2 separate regions of the Homo sapiens genome follow, and region 1 is linked to region 2. The links are chromatin loops, found by intact Hi-C in ENCODE. Cell type or tissue: GM12878. All regions are shown on one strand. Each heading gives the region's core, and the rest is flanking DNA. Links, peaks and the distances in the headings are about the cores only.

Region 1 (8,339 bases), core at 219-8,218, 50 kb before region 2:
ACTATGGGCCTGCTACTTAGGCATAAGATGGCTCGTGGGGATACTGGAACCCCATTTACATGCTCAACCAAATCATATGGTTACAAGCTGTCTTAGAAATAATCACTAATAAAACTGGCAAAGTCTTGACTATTCTGGCCCGGCAAGAAACTCAGATGAGAAATGCTATCTATCAAAATAGTTTGGCTCTCGACTGCTTGCTAGCAGCTGAGGGAGAGGTCTGTGGGAAATTTAACCTTACCAATTGCTGTCTACACATAGACGATCAAGGGTAAGCAGTTGAAGACATAGTTAAAGATATGACAAAACTGGCATATGTGCCCGTGCAAGTGTGGCATGGATTTAATCCTAGGGCCATGTTTAGAAAATGGTTCCCAGCACTAGGAGGATTTAAAACTCTTATAATAGAAATTATAATAGTAATAGGAACCTGCTTACTATTCCCTTGTTTGCTACCTGTACTCCTTCAAATGATAAAAAGCTTCATCGCTACCTTAGTTCACCAAAATGCTTCAGCACACGTATACTATATAAATCACTATTGATCTGTCCTACGAGAAGGCATGGGTAGTGAGGATGAAAGTGAGAACTCCCACTAATGAGTGAAGTTCTCAAAAGTGGGAGAATAAGGGAGGAGAACACCCCTCATATTGTCTTATGCCCAATTTCTGCCTCCAAAGAAAGAAGTAAAAACTAAAAGTCAGAAATGAAATCCGCAGGCAGATAGCCCGATGCAAGCCCTGGGCCTGGTAGTTAAAAATCAACCCCTGACCTAACTGCTTGTGTTATCTATAGATTCCAGACATTGCATGGAAAAGCATTGTGAAAATCTCTGTCCTGTTCTGTTCCATTCTAATTACTGGTGCATGCAGCCCCCAGTCACGTACCCCGTGCTGGCTCAATCGATCACAACCCTCTCACATGGACCCCCTTAGAGTTGTAAGCCCTTAAATGGGACAGGAATTGCTCACTTGGGGAGCTCAGCTTTTGAGATGCAAGTCTGCTGAAGCTCCCAGCCGAATAAAGCTCCTTCGTTCTTTAACCCTGTGTCTAAGGAATTTTGTCTGCAGCTTGTCCTGCTACATCTCCAGTTCCATGAGATGTGACCTTAGATTATCTATTTGTGCTCTCTCAGACTTTTTGATGTGGGCATTTAATGGTATGAACTTTCCTCTTAACACTGCTTTTGCTGTACTCCAGAGGTTTTGATAGGTTATGTCACTGAGGCAGGAAAATAGGGTCTGGAGGTAGGGAACATAAGGCTGATTCACACTTCAGCTATGACAGGAAATATCCTCTCCATAGGGCGTATGCCATAAATGACTTTGTAACTTTACTTCATCCTCTCCATTTACATAGGGTGTACCCAAAGTAACCAATGGAATCCTCTAGCGGGTATTTAAACTCCCCAAAATTCTGTAACGGGGCCTTTGAGCTCCTATGCTTTGGCCCACTCCCACGCTGTGGAGTGTACTTTCATTTTTTCAATAAACCTGTTCATCCCTTCCCTGCTTTGTTTGTGTGTTTTGTCCAGTTCTTTGTTCAAGATGCCAAGAGCCTGGACACTCTCCACTGGTGAAATCACTATTATCATTCAGTTCAAAGAATTTTTAAATTTCCCTCTTGATTTCATTGTTGACCCAGTGATCATTCAAGAGCAGGTTATTTAATTTCTATGTATTTGCCTGGTTTTGAGGGTTCCTTTTGGAGTTGATTTCCAGTTCTAATCTACTGTGGTATGAGAGAGTACTTGATACAATTTCAGTTTTCTTAAATTTACTGAGACTTGTTTTGTGGCCTATCATATGGTCTGTCTTGGAGAATGTGCCATGTGCTGATGAATAGAATGTATATTCTGCAGTTGTTGAGTAGAATGTTCTGTAAATATCTGTTAAGTCCTTTTGTTGTAGAATATAGTTTAAGTCCATTGATTCTTTGTAGACTTTCTGTCTTGATGACCTGTCTAGTGCTGTCAGTGGAGTATTAAAGTCCGCCACTATTATTGTGTTGCTGCCTATCTCCTTAGGTCAAGTAGTAATTGTTTTATAAATTTGAGAGCTCCAGTGTTAGGTGCATCTATATTTAGAATTGTGATATTTTCCTGCTCGACTAGTCCTTTTATCATTATATGATGTCCCTCTTTGTCTTTTATAACTGTTGTTGCTTTAAAGTTTATTTTGTCTGATATAAGAATAGCTCCTCCTGCTCATTTTTAGTGTCCATTTGCATGGAATATCTTTTTCCACCCCTTTACCTTAAGTTTATGTGAATCCGTATGTGTTAGGTGAGTCTCCTGAAGACAGTAGAAACTTGATTGGTGAATTCTTATTCATTCTGCCATTCCGTATCTTTTAAGTGGGGCATTTAGGTCATACACATTCAATGTTAGTGTTGAGATATGAAGAGCTATTCTATTCATAATGCTATTTTTTTGCCTGAATACCTTGGGTTTTTTTTTTCATTGTGTTATTATTATATAGGTCCCATGAGATTTATGCTTTAAGGAGGTTCTGTTTTGGTGTATTTCATGGATTTGTTTCAAGATTTAGAGCTCCTTTTAGCAGTTCTTGTAGTGCTGGCTTGGTAGTGGCGAATTCTCTCAGCATTTGTTTGTCTGGAAAAGAATGTATCTTTCCTTCATGTATGAAGCTTAGTTTCACAAAATTATTGGCTGATACTTGTTTTGTTTAAGGAGGCTAAAAATAGGACCTCAATCCCTTCTAGCTTGTAGGGTTTCTGCTGTTAATCTGATAAGTTTTCCTTTATGGGTTACTTGATGCTTTTGCCTCACAGCTCTTAAGATTCTTTCCTTTGTCTTGACTTTAGATAACCTGATGACTATGTGCCTAGGCGATGATCTTTTTGTGATGAATTTCCCAGATGTTTTTTGAGCTTCTTGTATTTGAATGTCTAGATCTCTAGCAAGGCTGGAGAAGTTTTCCTCTATTATTTCCTCAAATATGTTTTCCATACTTTTAGATTTATCTTCTTCCTTGAGAACACCAATTATTCTTAGGTTTGGACATTTAACATAGTTTCAAACTCCTTGGAGGCTTTGTTCATTTTTAAAAATTCTTTTTTGTCTCTGATGGATTGGGCAGATTCAAAAGCCTTGTCTTTGAGCTCTGAATTTCTTTCTTCTGCTTGTTCAATTTTATTGCTGAGACTTTCCAGTGCATTTTGCATTTCTCTAAGTGTGTCCTTGATTTCCAGAAGTTGTGATTGTTTTTTATTTATGCTATCTATTTCACTGAAGAATGTTCCTTTCATATCCTGTATCATGTTTTTGATTTCTTTAAGTTGGACTTCACTTTACTCTGGTACCTCTGTAGCAGGATGATCCACAGACAAAACCTCTCAGACACCAAGTTGTAGAAGGAAGGGCTTTATTCAGCTGGGATCATCAGCCAGCTACTGTCTCAAAATCCGAGCTCCCCGAGTGCACAATTTCTGTCCCTTTTAAGGGCTCACAACACTAAAGATTTCACATGAAAGGGTCGTGATTGATTTGAGCAAGCAAGGGGTACGTGACAGGGGCTGCATGCACCGGTAGTCAGGGAGGAACAGAACAGGGCAGGGAGTTTCACAATGTTCTTCTATACAATGTAAGGAATCTATGAATAACATCTGCTTCTAAATCATAAGTTGATTTTTAACTACTGGGTTTAGGCCAGGTGGGCCCAGGCCTGGTTTCGGGCCTGGCGCCAGGCTGCCTGTCTTTGGTTTTACTTCCTTGTTGTTTTTACTGAATATGAAACAATATAAAACAATGTGAGAGGGTCTTTCTCTCCTCTCACCTCCTTGATTAACTTAATAATCGACCTTCTGAATTCTTTTTCTGGCAATTCAGAGATTTCATCTTGATTTGGATCCATTGCTGATGTGAAAGGAAAATAAATCTTGGGGCCCCTAAATCACTAAGCTAAAGAGAAAAGTCAAGCTGGGAAATGCTTGGGGCAAACCTGCCTTCCATTCTATTCAAAGTCACCCCTCTGCTCACTGACATGGATGCATATCTGATTGCTTCCTTCGAAGAGGCTGATTAGAAACTCGTAAGAATGCAACTGTTCCTCTCACCTGTCTGTGACCTGGAAGTCCCCTCCCCACTTTGAGTCTTCCTACCTTTGCTTCAAGTTGTCCTGCCTTTCCAGACTGAACCAATGTACTTCTTATGTATATTGATTAATGTCTCATGTCTCCCTAAAATGTATAAAACTAAGCTGTGCCCTGACCACCTTGGGCTCATGTCGTCAGAACTTGCTAAGGCTGTGTCACGGGTGCATCGTCAACCTTGGCAAAATAAACTTTCTAAATTGAGACCTATTTCAGATTTTCTGGGTTCACACTGGTAAGCTGGTATGATCTTTTGGGGGTGTTAAAGAACCTTGCTTTGTCATATTATCAGAATTGTTTTTCTGATTCCTTCTCATTTGGGTAGACTGTCAGAGGGAAGATTTGGGATTCAAGGGCTGCTGTTCAAATTCTTTTGTCCCACCGGGTGCTCCCTTGATGTGGTGTTCTCCCCCTTCCCCTAGGAATGGGGCTTCCTGAGAGCTGAACTGTAGTGTCTGTTTTTGCTCTTCTGAGTCTAGCCACCCTGTGGAACTACTGGGCTCTGGGCTGGTACTAGGAGTGTCTGCAAAGAGTCCTGTGATGTGATCTATCTTGAGGTCTTAGAGCCATGGCTACCAGCACCTGCTCTGGTGGAGGTAGCGGGAGAGTGAAGTGGACTCTGTGAGGATCCTTGGTTGTGTTTTTGTTTGGTGCACCGGTTTTGTGTTGGTTGGCCTCCAGTCGGGAGGTGGCACTTGCAAGATCACATTGGCTGTGGTTTTATAGGAAGGATGCAAACCTGGTTAAGTATTCTGGTTTCTCAGGCGGTGGGCAGGGCCATAGAGATCCCAAGAGATTATAACTTTTGTCTTCAGCTAGCAGGGCAGGTAGAGAAAGACCACCAGGTGGGAGCAGGGATAGGTGTGTCTGAGCTCAGCCTCTCATTTGGCGGGGCTTGCTGTGGCTCCTGTGTCAGGGGGTGTGGTTCCCAGTCCAATGGAGTTATATTCCCAAGGGGATTATGGCTGCCTCTTCTGAGTCACCAAGGAAGTGGGGAAAGTTGGCAGTCTAAGGCCTCACCTTGCTCCCATGCAGCCCGCAGTGCTAAAGGCCAGCGTCACTCCCACTGTGCCCCCACAACAGTACCACGTCTATTTCCAGGCAGCCAGTGACCTGGGCTGAGAACTTGCTCCAGACCACGAGCCTTCCTGTTGAGAAACCAAGCAGACTCACAGTTTTTTGGCATCTCAGGGAGCCTGGATTGGTGATCCAGTTCCTTCAAAGGCTCTGTAGATTCTCTTGGCTTTCCTGGTATGTTCTTGTGGTAGTTCTTGGAGCAAAAGTCTCCACATGCTATTCTATCCATCCGAGTGGGAGCTGCATGCTAGTCCTGCCTCCTATCTGCCATCTTTCCCCACATGAGATATATTTTGATATACTTTCACATTCAAGGTATTTGTCTTTGGATCTAAAATGAGTCTTTTATAGATAGTATATAGCTGGATAATACTTTTTAAAAAATACATTCTTCTAATCTCTGCTTTTTAACTGGAGAATATAATCCATTTTCTTTTAAAGAAATTACTGGTAAAGAAGGGCTTGTTTCTGCCATTTTGCTACTTGTTTTTTATGTCGTATCTTTTTTTGTTCCTTAATTCCTTTACTACTGCCTTCTTTTGTGTTTAGTTGATTTTCTTGTAGTGTGCCATTTTGATTCCCTCCTCATTTTTTTTTCTGGATATCTTAAAGATACTTTCTTAATGGTTACCCTAAGAATTACAACTAACATTCTAAATTCATAATAATCTAGTTTGAATTGATACCTGCTTAGCTTCAATAGCATACAGAAACTCTGTGCCTGTACAGCTGTCTTCTCCTCCTTTATGTTATTGTCACAAATTACATCTTTAGAAATTGTGTTCCTGTTAACATAGATTAATAATTTTTCTTGTATTTATTTGTCTTTTAAATCATATAGGAAAAAGAAGTGATTTATATACCAAACATACAATAATACTAGATTTTTATATTTATCTGTGTAGTTATCTTTACCAGAGATCTTATCTTTTTTCTTTATATGGCATCAATTTATTGTTACTATCCTTTCATTTTAACTGAAAGAACTTTCCTTAGTATTTCTTATAGGGAAGGTCTGCTGGTGATGAGCTTCCTCAACCTTTGTTATCTGAAAATGTCTTAATTTCTATTTCATTTTGAAGAATCATTGTGCCATATATAGAATTATTGGTTGACAGACTTGTTTTTCTTTTATCACTTTAAATATATCAATTCACTGCCCTCTGGTCTTTGTGGTTTCTGATGAGAAATCATCTGTAAGTCTTCCTTAGGATCCCTTGCATGTGACTATTCAGGTCTCTCTTGCTGCTTTCAAGACTCTCTCTTTGTCTTTTGACAATTTGATTATAATGTATATTGGTGTGAATGTCTTTGAGTTTCTCCTACTTGAGGTTTGTTTAGCTTCTTGGATGTGTAGATTGATGTCTTTCAGCAAATTTGGGAACTGTTTGGCCATTATTTCTTCAAATATTCATTTTATACCTTTCTCTCCTCTCCTTCTGGTACTCTCATAATGCATATGTTGTTATGCTTGATGTTGTATCGCAGGTCTTTTAGGCTCTGCTTATTTTTCTTCACCCATTTTTCTCTCTGCTCCTCCAATTGGGTAATCTCAATTGACCTATCTTCAAATTCACTGATTCTTTGTACTGCCTGCTCAAATATGCTGTTGAACCCACCTAGTAAACATTTTCATTTCAGTTATAATTTTTAACTCTAAATTTCTACTTAGTTCCTTTTTATAATTTTTCTTTCTTTATTGATATCCTTTATTTATTGAGACATCTTTTGGTTTTATTTGTTTCTTTGTTCATAGTTTCCTTTAACTCTTTGAACATACTTAAGACAAGTGTTTTAAACTCTTTGTCTAGGAAGCTCAATGTCTGAGCTACCTCAAGGATAGTTTTTGTTAATTAATTAATGTTCTCTGTAAATGGGCGATATTTTCCTGTTTTTTGCATGCCTTATAAATTTTTGGTTAAAAACTGGACATTTTGAATATTCTAATGTGGTAACTCTGGAAATCAGATTCTCCTCACCCTCCCCAGAGTTTGCTGCTATTGTTTGTTATATGCTGCCATCGTCTTTTTCTTTTGTGACTTTTTCAAACTGTTTTTGGCAAAGACTGTATTCTTTGTTGTATATGGTCACTGAATTCTACATCTGTTAGCTCAGTGGTCAGCCAGTGTCTTGAAAGAGATTTTCTTAAATGCTAAAATGTAGCACCTCTTTCTTCATAAAATACTCCATAGTTGTTTTAAGTTTTTTTCTTAATTGGATCCAGGGTTCTAAAAAAGTTTGATTCTGTTAGTTTTTGCCAACTCTATGGTTGCTTCAGTAGAGAAACAAATTCTTGGCACTCTCTATTTCATCATTCTCAGTGATGTTACTTGGTTGATTTTTTTTAAGCAAATTACTTGATTGGACTCAAACTATAAGTTTGGTGTTGCTTGCAGTCAGTTGTAACCAAAATATCAATTAAGTTTTTTTTGTTTTTGTTTTTTTGTTTTTGTTTTTTTTGAGATGGAGTCTTGCTCCGTCACCCAGGCTGGAGTGCAGTGGCGTGACCTCGGCTCACTGCAAGCTCTGCCTCCCGGGTTCACGCCATTCTCCTGCCTCAGCCTCCCGAATAGCTGGGACCACAGGCACCCACCACCGCACCCGGCTAATTTTTTTGGTATTTTTAGTAGAGACGGGGTTTCACCATGTTAGCCAGGATGGTCTTGGTCTCCTGACCTCATGATCCACCCACCTCAGCCTCAAGTTTTTTAAGACTTAGCTACATGCTGCTTTGAGTTTTCCCCAGACACTTGTGGTTCAGGGTCATCCCAGGAATGTAGGAAGAGTTTATAGATAGAACTCAATCTTCTCTCTGGTTCTTTCCTTTCTGGATGCCCTCTGGTCTCTGTGATTTCTAATGAGAAATCAGTTGTAAGTCTTCCTTAGGATCCCCTGCATGTGACTATTCAGGTCTCTCTTGCTGCTTTCAAGATTCTGTCTTTGTCTTTTGACAATTTGATTATAATGTATCTTGGTCTACCCTGACTTCCCTACCCCATCCTACTCCTGACTTTTCAGACATGATGGTTGTTCTCGTCTGTCTTCTGGTTCTTCTGGCTTGAGGGATGCAGATTTTCTATTAAAGTGTTAGTCATTGTGCTTGGCATTATAACTGTAGCCTGTAAAATCAGGAAAATCATCCTGCGCTT
Region 2 (8,339 bases), core at 300-8,299:
TTGATAAATATTTTGAGTATCTACTCTGTGTTTAGATAAATGAGAGATTCGAAGACAGATGTGTCATGGCCTCAGCCTCTTAGGAAGGAGAGCAAGGGCGCTCTCATTTGTTAAGCTTCTGTTGCCTGCTTGATTCTTTACAGTCATTACACATCATTACGACGCCCAAACTCATGCAGTTCTCTCATGATATTCTCACCATCCTGCACTGTTTCCATAGAAAAGGAGCAGGATATACGTGAAGCACAGAATCTAGGTCTATTAACTTTGCAGTTAGAAAGGCCTGAGTTTCCTTCCTGGCTCCACCACTTTGTGCTTTCCTCCAATGGACTGCAATTCCCTCACAAATTATTCCCATTTCTCTTATCGTCATCAGCTTTGCCTCCTTGTGAGGAATTCTCTTCCAAGATCATTAGCCTCTTGCTTGTGACTGCACAGCCCTGCCCCTGCCTGCGAGGGTGTCTGGTCTACACTCACCCAGGCTGACTGCGTGGTTGACTTGGATCCTGGGACCCTGACATTCCCAGGATCTTTACTGTGGTTGTACATGCCCCCAACCTCCCTGAGCCTATCTCCCCATCCCAGTCTCTGCCTGCTCTGCGCACTCCATCCCCAGCCCAGCTCACCTACCAATCCTGGTCCGCCTTGATGTCTTGTGTAGAGTCGTCACAGTTGGCCTTGGTTGGGAAGAGCCAGGTAGAAACTCAACCATGGCCCTTTAAACCCTCGGGCCCCTCTCTGCAACCAGGCCTGCTGGGGCTCTCTCCCCACAAGAAGGCTCACCCGTGGGACCAGATAACTGCCAGTCAGCTGAGAACAACTTCCGAGGGTGGAGTGGGGGACTTTGTTCTGGGCTTTGCTGATAATGAAAACAACATCATTAACAACCCTCATGGGTCCCAGAACTTTATCACCAGTATTATTCCTGTTTTCCCATCTGGTCCTCACAATAGCCAGGGAAGACAGGCAGAGTCAGGATTATTTCCACTATTTTACATTTGAGGAAACTGAGATCTAGAGAAGTGAGGTGACTTGCCCAAGGTCATATGAGTGGCTGGTGGCAGAGCTGGGATTTGTACCCAAGGCTCCAATTCTGGTTCAGTGGTTCAGCAACATGTTATCTAATGACTAAGACCCGAGTTATTCCCAGTAATATGACTTTGAACAAATCCCTTAACCTCACTGGGTCTTCATTTTGTCATCTGTGGAATGGGTATAACGACACTAACTCTCTCACAGGATAACTGGGCAGGTTGAGGTGCTTCACCCAGTTCCTGCCACTTATTAGGCATTCAATAAGTGGGAGCTATTATTTTAATGGACCAAAGCAGTAAAGCCTTGTTCAATGAGTATGTGATACTTCCGCTGCTGTGCAATGAGAACTTGCAAAGGTTTTGTGGAAAGAATGTGAGGGTGGAAGTCTCTGCCCCAACCCCATACAGGACAAAGTCAAGAGTCACAGACTCTTCCTGCCTCAATCTTTCTGATTCTCTCCTTTGGCTCCAGTGTTCTGTTTCTGACTTGACTGACTTGGTCACTCCTACTAATACTCATAAAATTTTAATTTTTTTTTAATTTCACAAGTAATAAACAGAACCTCATTGTAGAACATTTTAATCAATACAGAGCTTTACTGAGTCAAAAGTGAAAGTTCTAGGCCGGGTGTGGTGGCTCACGCCTGTAATCCCAGCACTTTGCCGGGCCGAAGGGGGAGGATCTCTTGAGTCCAGGAGTAAGAGAGCAGCTTGGACAACTGGCAAAACTCTATCTCTACTGAAAAATACAAAAAAATTAGCTGGGCATGGTGGCATGCACCTGTAGTCTCAGTGAGAGGTGACAGCGTGCTGGCAGTCCTCACAGCCCTCGCTCGCTCTCGGTGCCTCCTCTGCCTGGGCTCCCACTTTGGCGGCACTTGAGGAGCCCTTCAGCCCACCGCTGCACTGTGGGAGCCCCTTTCTGGGCTGGCCAAGGCCGGAGCCGGCTCCCTCAGCTTGCAGGGAGGTGTGGAGAGAGAGGCGCGAGTGGGAACCAGGGCTGCGCCTGCGCTTGCAGGCCAGCTGGAGTTCTGGGTGGGCGTGGGCTTGGCGGACCCCACACTCAGAGCAGCCGGCCGGCCCTGCTGTCCCCAGGCAATAAGAGGCTTAGCACCCGGGCCAGCGGCTGTGGAGGGTGTACTGGGTCCCCCAGCAGTGCCAGCCCACTGGCGCTGTGCTCGATTTCTCTCTGGGCCTTAGCTGCCTTCCCGCGGGGCAGGGCTCGGGACCTGCAGCCCGCCATGCCTGAGTCTCCCACCCCCTCCCTGGGCTCCTGTGCGGCCCCCGCCTCCCCGATGAGTGCTGCCCCGTGCTCCACAGCACCCAGTCCCATCGACCACCCAAGGGCCGAGGAGTGTGGGCGCATGGCTCCGGGACTGGCAGGCAGCTCCACCTGCAGCCCCGGTGCGGGACCCACTGGGTGAAGCCAGCTGGGCTCCTGAGTCTGGTGGGGACGTGGAGAACCTTTATGTCTAGCTCAGGGATTGTAAATACACCAATCGGCACTCTGTATCTAACTCAAGGTTTGTAAACACACCAATCAGCACCCTGTGTCTAGCTCAGGGTTTGCGAATGCACCAATGGACACTCTGTATCTAGCTGCTCTGGTGGGGCCTTGGAGAATCTTTGTGTCTAGCTCAGGGATTGTAAACGCACCAATCAGCGCCCTGTCAAAACAGACCACTGGGCTCTACCAATCAGCAGGATGTGGGTGGAGCCAGGTAAGAGAATAAAAGCAGGCTGCGCGAGCCAGCAGTGGCAACCCGCTCAGGTCCCCTTCCACACTATGGAAGCTTTGATCTTTCGCTCTTTGCAATAAACCTTGCTACTGCTCACTCTTTGGGTCCACACTGCTTTTATGAGCTGTAACACTCACCGCGAAGGTCTGCAGCTTCACTCCTGAAGCCAGCGAGACCACAAGCCCACCAGGAGGAACGAACAACTCCAGATGCGCTGCCTTAAGAGATGTAACACCACGAAGGTCTGCAGCTTCACTCCTGAAGCCAGTGAGACCACTAGCCCACCGGGAGAAACGAACAACTCCAGATGCGCCGCCTTAAGAACTGTAACACTCCCCGCGAAGGTCTGCAGCTTCACTCCTGAGCCAGTGAGACCACCAACCCACCAGAAGGAAGAAACTCCCAACACATCCGAACGTCAGAAGGAACAAACTCCAGACGCGCCACCTTAAGAGCTGTAACACTCACCGCGAGGGTCCGTGGCTTCATTCTTGAAGTCAGTGAGACCAAGAACCCACCAATTCCGGACCCATCAGCTACCAGGGAAGCTGAGGCAGGAGAAACACCTGAGCCTGGGAAGTTCAGGCTGCAGTGAGCCACAGCTGTGCCTCTGCACTCTAGCCTTAGCAATGGAGTGAGACCCAGGAAGGAAGGGAGTGGTGGAAGGGGGGAAGGGGGGAAGGGAGGGAAGGGAGTGGGGGAAGGGAGGGAGGGAGGGAAGGGAGTGGGGGAAGGGAGGGAGGGAAGGGAGGAAGGGAGGGAAGGGAGTGGGGGAAGGGAGGGAGGGAGGGAAGGGAGGAAGGGAGGGAAGGGAAGGGAGGGAGGGGAGGGAGAGAAAGAGAGAGAAAGTTTTTTTTCACACCAATTCTTACCCATATTTTTCCTCCAGTCTTAACAATGGAGTGAGATCCTGTCAGAAAGAAAGGAAGGAAGAAAGAAAAGAAAGAAGAGTTAGTTAGTCTTCTTCACACCAATTCTTACCCACATTTTTCCTCCATGCTCCAGAAGTAAACATTATTACTGATTTGGTGTGTTTCTTCCAGACTTTTCTAAGCGCATGTGTTTGTGTATGTGTGTATGGTTTTGCTTTTCTTTTAATGTAAATTGAATCATTCTGTATTTATTGTATAGCATATTTTAATTTAATAAGTCTAGGAATTTTTCTGTGTCTGATCTACTTCATTTTTTTGTATCTGATATTTGGCATTTTGTAGTACAGATACAACATAGTTTGTCTAATAACTCATCTGTTGATGAACATTTAAGTTCTATCTCATTCTTGCTATTATGAAAACTATTATAATTAATTTCCTTTTAACATGCATTTGGGGTCACATGTGCTCAAATATTTCTCGGAGATAGACAGATCCTTAGAAGTAGAACTTCTGGGCCAAGCAGTCAGCACATTTTCAAATGGAATGGGGTGTGCATGTGCAGGGACTATCCCAGCTTCAAACCCAGAAGCTTTGAGGATGCTGAGTCACAGTGATGACTGAGATGACCCTGTTACACCCGGCCTGATGCTTCTGCCCAGGACCAGGGGAAAACCCATGCATGAAGGGTTCATTTCAGCCTGCAGAAGAGACTTCCCTATTAGACCTCTGCAGACTGTAGACTTTCAACTGCAGACTGGGAGGTTACTAAGTCCTTAGCAGCTGAGTACAGAACACGATGGAAATGAAAACATGGTACAACAGAGGTTACAGCCCTCTCCTGACCTGATAAACTTCATGATGGAGCTAAAGATGGTTTGGGAAGTTTCTTTGAATCACAAGCAGAACTGTATGTGCTGTCTCCTCCTGTCTGGATCTACTCACTACTTGCTAAAGAGAAGAATTTTGGTTTGGGATAAATTTATGTGGATCTTCGCTTTGGTGCCATAAAGGTAAGTGCTAAAGATGTTTCTGGGGGAGAAGACTAAGCTCTCTTAAGTTAAAGGCAAAGAATCCTGCAAAATCACCAGGTGGTTAGGTGGATTCTTTTGTTCTGTTTTCCATTTCTTAGACGTGATGAGATCCCTAATAAGCCTTAAAAAGCCATCTTTTGGCGGCATAAGAATGACTTAAGGCTTTCGAGATGTTATGTATGAAAGTAACTAAAAGACTTGGGCACTTGGGCTGAAATAACCCATATGGAGTGCAACAGTTAAGAGAATTGCAATAAGTAGGAGAAAACAAACAAAAACTAAAATTTAGAATCCTTTTGGATTTCCTATTTTGTTTTACTAAAGAGAATGAACCAAAATAGAGAGTAAAACTGTTGGCTGAGATTTCTTTGTATAAAAAGCCAACATTCTAAGACTTACTTTTATAACATTATGGGATAAAATAGGATTTCTTTTATTACCTCTAAGAATAAAACTCTCCTCATCCTGCTAGGAAATGACTGGCTTTTCTATAGCCATAGTAACAATGATCAGAACTTGTTTAAAACATGCTTAACTGGCTGGGCATGGTGGCTCACACCCGTAATCTCAGCACTTTGGGAGGCCAACGTGGGTGGATTGCCTGAGCTCAGGAGTTTGAGAACAGCCTGGGCAACATAGCTGAAACCCCGTCTCTACGAAAATACAAAAAAAAAAAAAAAAAATTAGCTGGGCGTGGTGGTGTGCACCCGTGGTCCCAGCTACTCAGGAGGCTGAGGCATGAGAATTGCTTGAACTCAAGAGGTGGAGGTTGCAGTGAGCCGAGATTACACCACTGCGCTCCAGCCTGGGCAACAGAGTGAGACTCTGTTTCCCAAAAACCTCAAAAAACAAACAAAGAAACATACTTAATTGTTTAATCACAGCTTTGAGCCAGTACCCACACTTCTGAAAGTCAGGGAATCTAAAAGCCACTCAGCAATGGTTTAACTCCAGTAACCACACTTCCATAGCTAAAAGCAAACTAATCCCTAAACACTCCCACCTTTGAAAGTCCACCAACCCCAGATCTCCACATTTTCCACAGCCCTGTGTAAGATCAGCTCCCTGTGTTTCTCAAAAACAGACTATATCATAAACCATAGCATCCTGTGCTTACACTAGTGATACATTCAGCCTTTTGTTTCTGATATTGAGTGGTGATCTGTTCCTTTAACATTTCTTATTTATTTCCATATGGTCTATAGTAATGTCCCCTCTTTCACTTCTGATTTTAGTAATGGGAGTCTTATCTCTTTTTATATTGGTAGGCTAAAGTTTTAACAGTTTTATTGATATAGTCAAGGAACCAACTTTGGTTTTGTTGATTTTCTTTATTTTTCTATTCTCTATTTCATTTATTTCTGTTCTAATCTTTGTTATTTTATGCCCACTTCTTGTTTGAGTTGAGTTTGCTTTTCTTTTTTAATTTCTAAAGATAAACAGTTAGGGTACTGACTTGAGATTTGTTTTCTTTTTAATATAGGTGTTTACAGCTATAAATTTCCCTCTCTGTACTGCTTTAGCTGTATCCCATAAATTTGGGCATGTTGTGTGTTCATTTTCATTCATCTCAAATTATTTTCTAATTTCCCTTGTTATTCTTTTACCCATTGGTTATTTAGAAGTCTCTTGTTTAATTTCCACATATATGTGGAAGTAGCATTCAGTGATAGAGGTTTTATTATTTTAAAGATAGCACAGAAAAAGTGGACAGGTTATTTAAAACAAATATTGCTTAGAACCAAAAAAAAAATTTTTAGCAAGTTTACAAAAAAATGAAGCCCTCAAAGTTGAAATTAGACAAAGTTATGCAGATCATTCAGGAAATAAAAGGAGGATAAAAGGAATTAAATTGAATCATGCTATTTGAAATATAAACAGAAAGCACAAAATAAGAATTTAGTGTAAGTATTTTATTTTATTTACCATTAAGAATATATTAAATTGGCCGGGCATGGTGGATCACACCTGTAATCCCAGCAGTTTGGGAGGCCGAGGCGGGTAGATTGCCTGAGGTCAGGAGTTTGAGACCAGCCTGACCAATATGGTGAAACCCCATCTTTACTAAAAATACAAAAATTAGCCAGGCATGGAGGCCTGCGCCTGTAGTCCCAGCTACTTGGGAGGCTGAGGCAGGAGAATTGCTTGAACCTAGGAGGCGGAGGTTGCAGTGAGCCGAGATCGTGTCACTGCACTCCAGCCTGGGTGAAAGAGTGCCACTCCGTCTGAAATATATATATATATATATATATATATATATATATATATATATATATATATATAAAATTAATGCAGAAGAAATGGCATTTCAATAAATATTATTCTAGTAATGGAATCATTGTCTCATGACTGCAAAATGACTAAGTATTTTTACTACATGTGATAATTGAAGTCAGGTTTTGAGCTCAATGTTTTATTTGATTTTAGAAATATTTTAAACTAGCTTTTGATATATTAGAATTTATCTTTTTATCTTTATTCTTTCTCCCTCTCCCAGCTACATCAAGATATAAAATATAGCACATAGTAGGTTCATGATATATGTACTTACTATGTGAATGACAGCTATGTCATTTAGCTGACAGTTTTAATTTTCTTGCGAAGCGGTTTAGGTAGCCACTTTTGAGGACAGATAAATGATTAGGTTTAAAAAATTCAGATCATTGCCACATGTAAAACACATTAGTTTATGTAAGCATCCCAATGTTTGGTTAAAAAACCAAACCTCTACTGGAGAGAATCAGTAAAATTAGGACCATTAGTCAGACACACTATGACTCAGAATGAGCACTGCACTCTGAGATAAAAATGAGATCAATTTTAAGACAGTGTTTTCCGGATGTAAGTGTGCCTCATGTGAGTTTAGTGTGAGGAGGCTCCTCAGATAACAAACCTAACTCAAGTGGGACTTTGATACTGCCAGACCCTCATCCTATATGTCTCTGTTCTTTTCTCTCATCTCCTCTTCTCAATGACTTTTCCACACCTTCTCTTCACTCCTCAGTCCACCAATACCTCTTCCCATCGCCACTCCAGCAATCAAGTGATAACTCCCACAGACTGTCATCCCACAACCACCCACCTACCAGCCTCTGCACCCACACACTGCGCTTTCCTACCTGTGACCACAGATGAACTCCTCATGCCCTTATGTAAAGTCAGTCACAGCCTGGGCAACATGCAAAACCCCATTCCTAAAAATAAAAAATTAGCTGGGCATCTTGGTGTATGCCTGTAGTCCCAGCTACATAGGAGGCTGAGGTGGGAGGATTGCTTGAGCCCAGGAGGTCAAGGCTGCAGTGAGCCATGATTGTGCCACTGCCCTCCAGCCTGGGCAATAGAAGGAGACCCTGTCTCAAAAAATAAAAATAAAGCCATTCACTTCAAATCTCCCCTCTCTCCTCCATCACCAATTTTTCTCTCTACTGAATCATTCCCACCAGTGTACAAATACATTGTAATTTTTCCCACCTTAAACAAAAATTTTATCTCTATAAACTGCTGATTACATTTTAAAAATCAAGGGGCACAACACCTTGTATAGTAGTAGACTATAGTAGACTACTATTCATTCAGAAGGAGTGGAAATATAACTCTATAGTCATATTTATGTATCACATAGCAATATTTATAAATTATATATATGTGTAAACATGTGAA

The links. A loop is a pair of places that touch in the nucleus more often than their neighbours do. Peaks named below come from ENCODE experiments on the same cell type or tissue, not always from the same donor. Only the 100,000 strongest peaks of a DNase experiment are listed, where the experiment ranks them.
Region 1: a loop joins it to region 2, with 2.7 times the contacts of the local background. A loop is called at or near these places in 3 of 110 quality-filtered maps.

Annotation. Positions count from the first base shown.
Region 1 is chr11:75,046,064-75,054,402 of GRCh38, forward strand. No RefSeq gene overlaps it. Among named protein-coding and RNA genes, the nearest start is that of OR2AT4, 47 kb to the right of the region's middle. In GM12878, for the core only: no CTCF peak of the experiment used is centred there; DNase peaks (open chromatin) are centred at 3,361, 3,608 and 4,039; H3K27ac peaks cover 2,459 bases.
Region 2 is chr11:75,096,198-75,104,536 of GRCh38, forward strand. It overlaps OR2AT4 (olfactory receptor family 2 subfamily AT member 4), which reads right to left and starts at 679. Exons shown (of 2, transcript NM_001405852.1): 1 at 631-679. It also overlaps the pseudogene LOC100421207. RefSeq lists a cis regulatory region at 538-1,053 and enhancers at 3,663-4,862, 4,138-4,207, 4,478-4,547. In GM12878, for the core only: no CTCF peak of the experiment used is centred there; DNase peaks (open chromatin) are centred at 4,314 and 7,504; H3K4me3 peaks cover 1,099 bases; H3K27ac peaks cover 856 bases.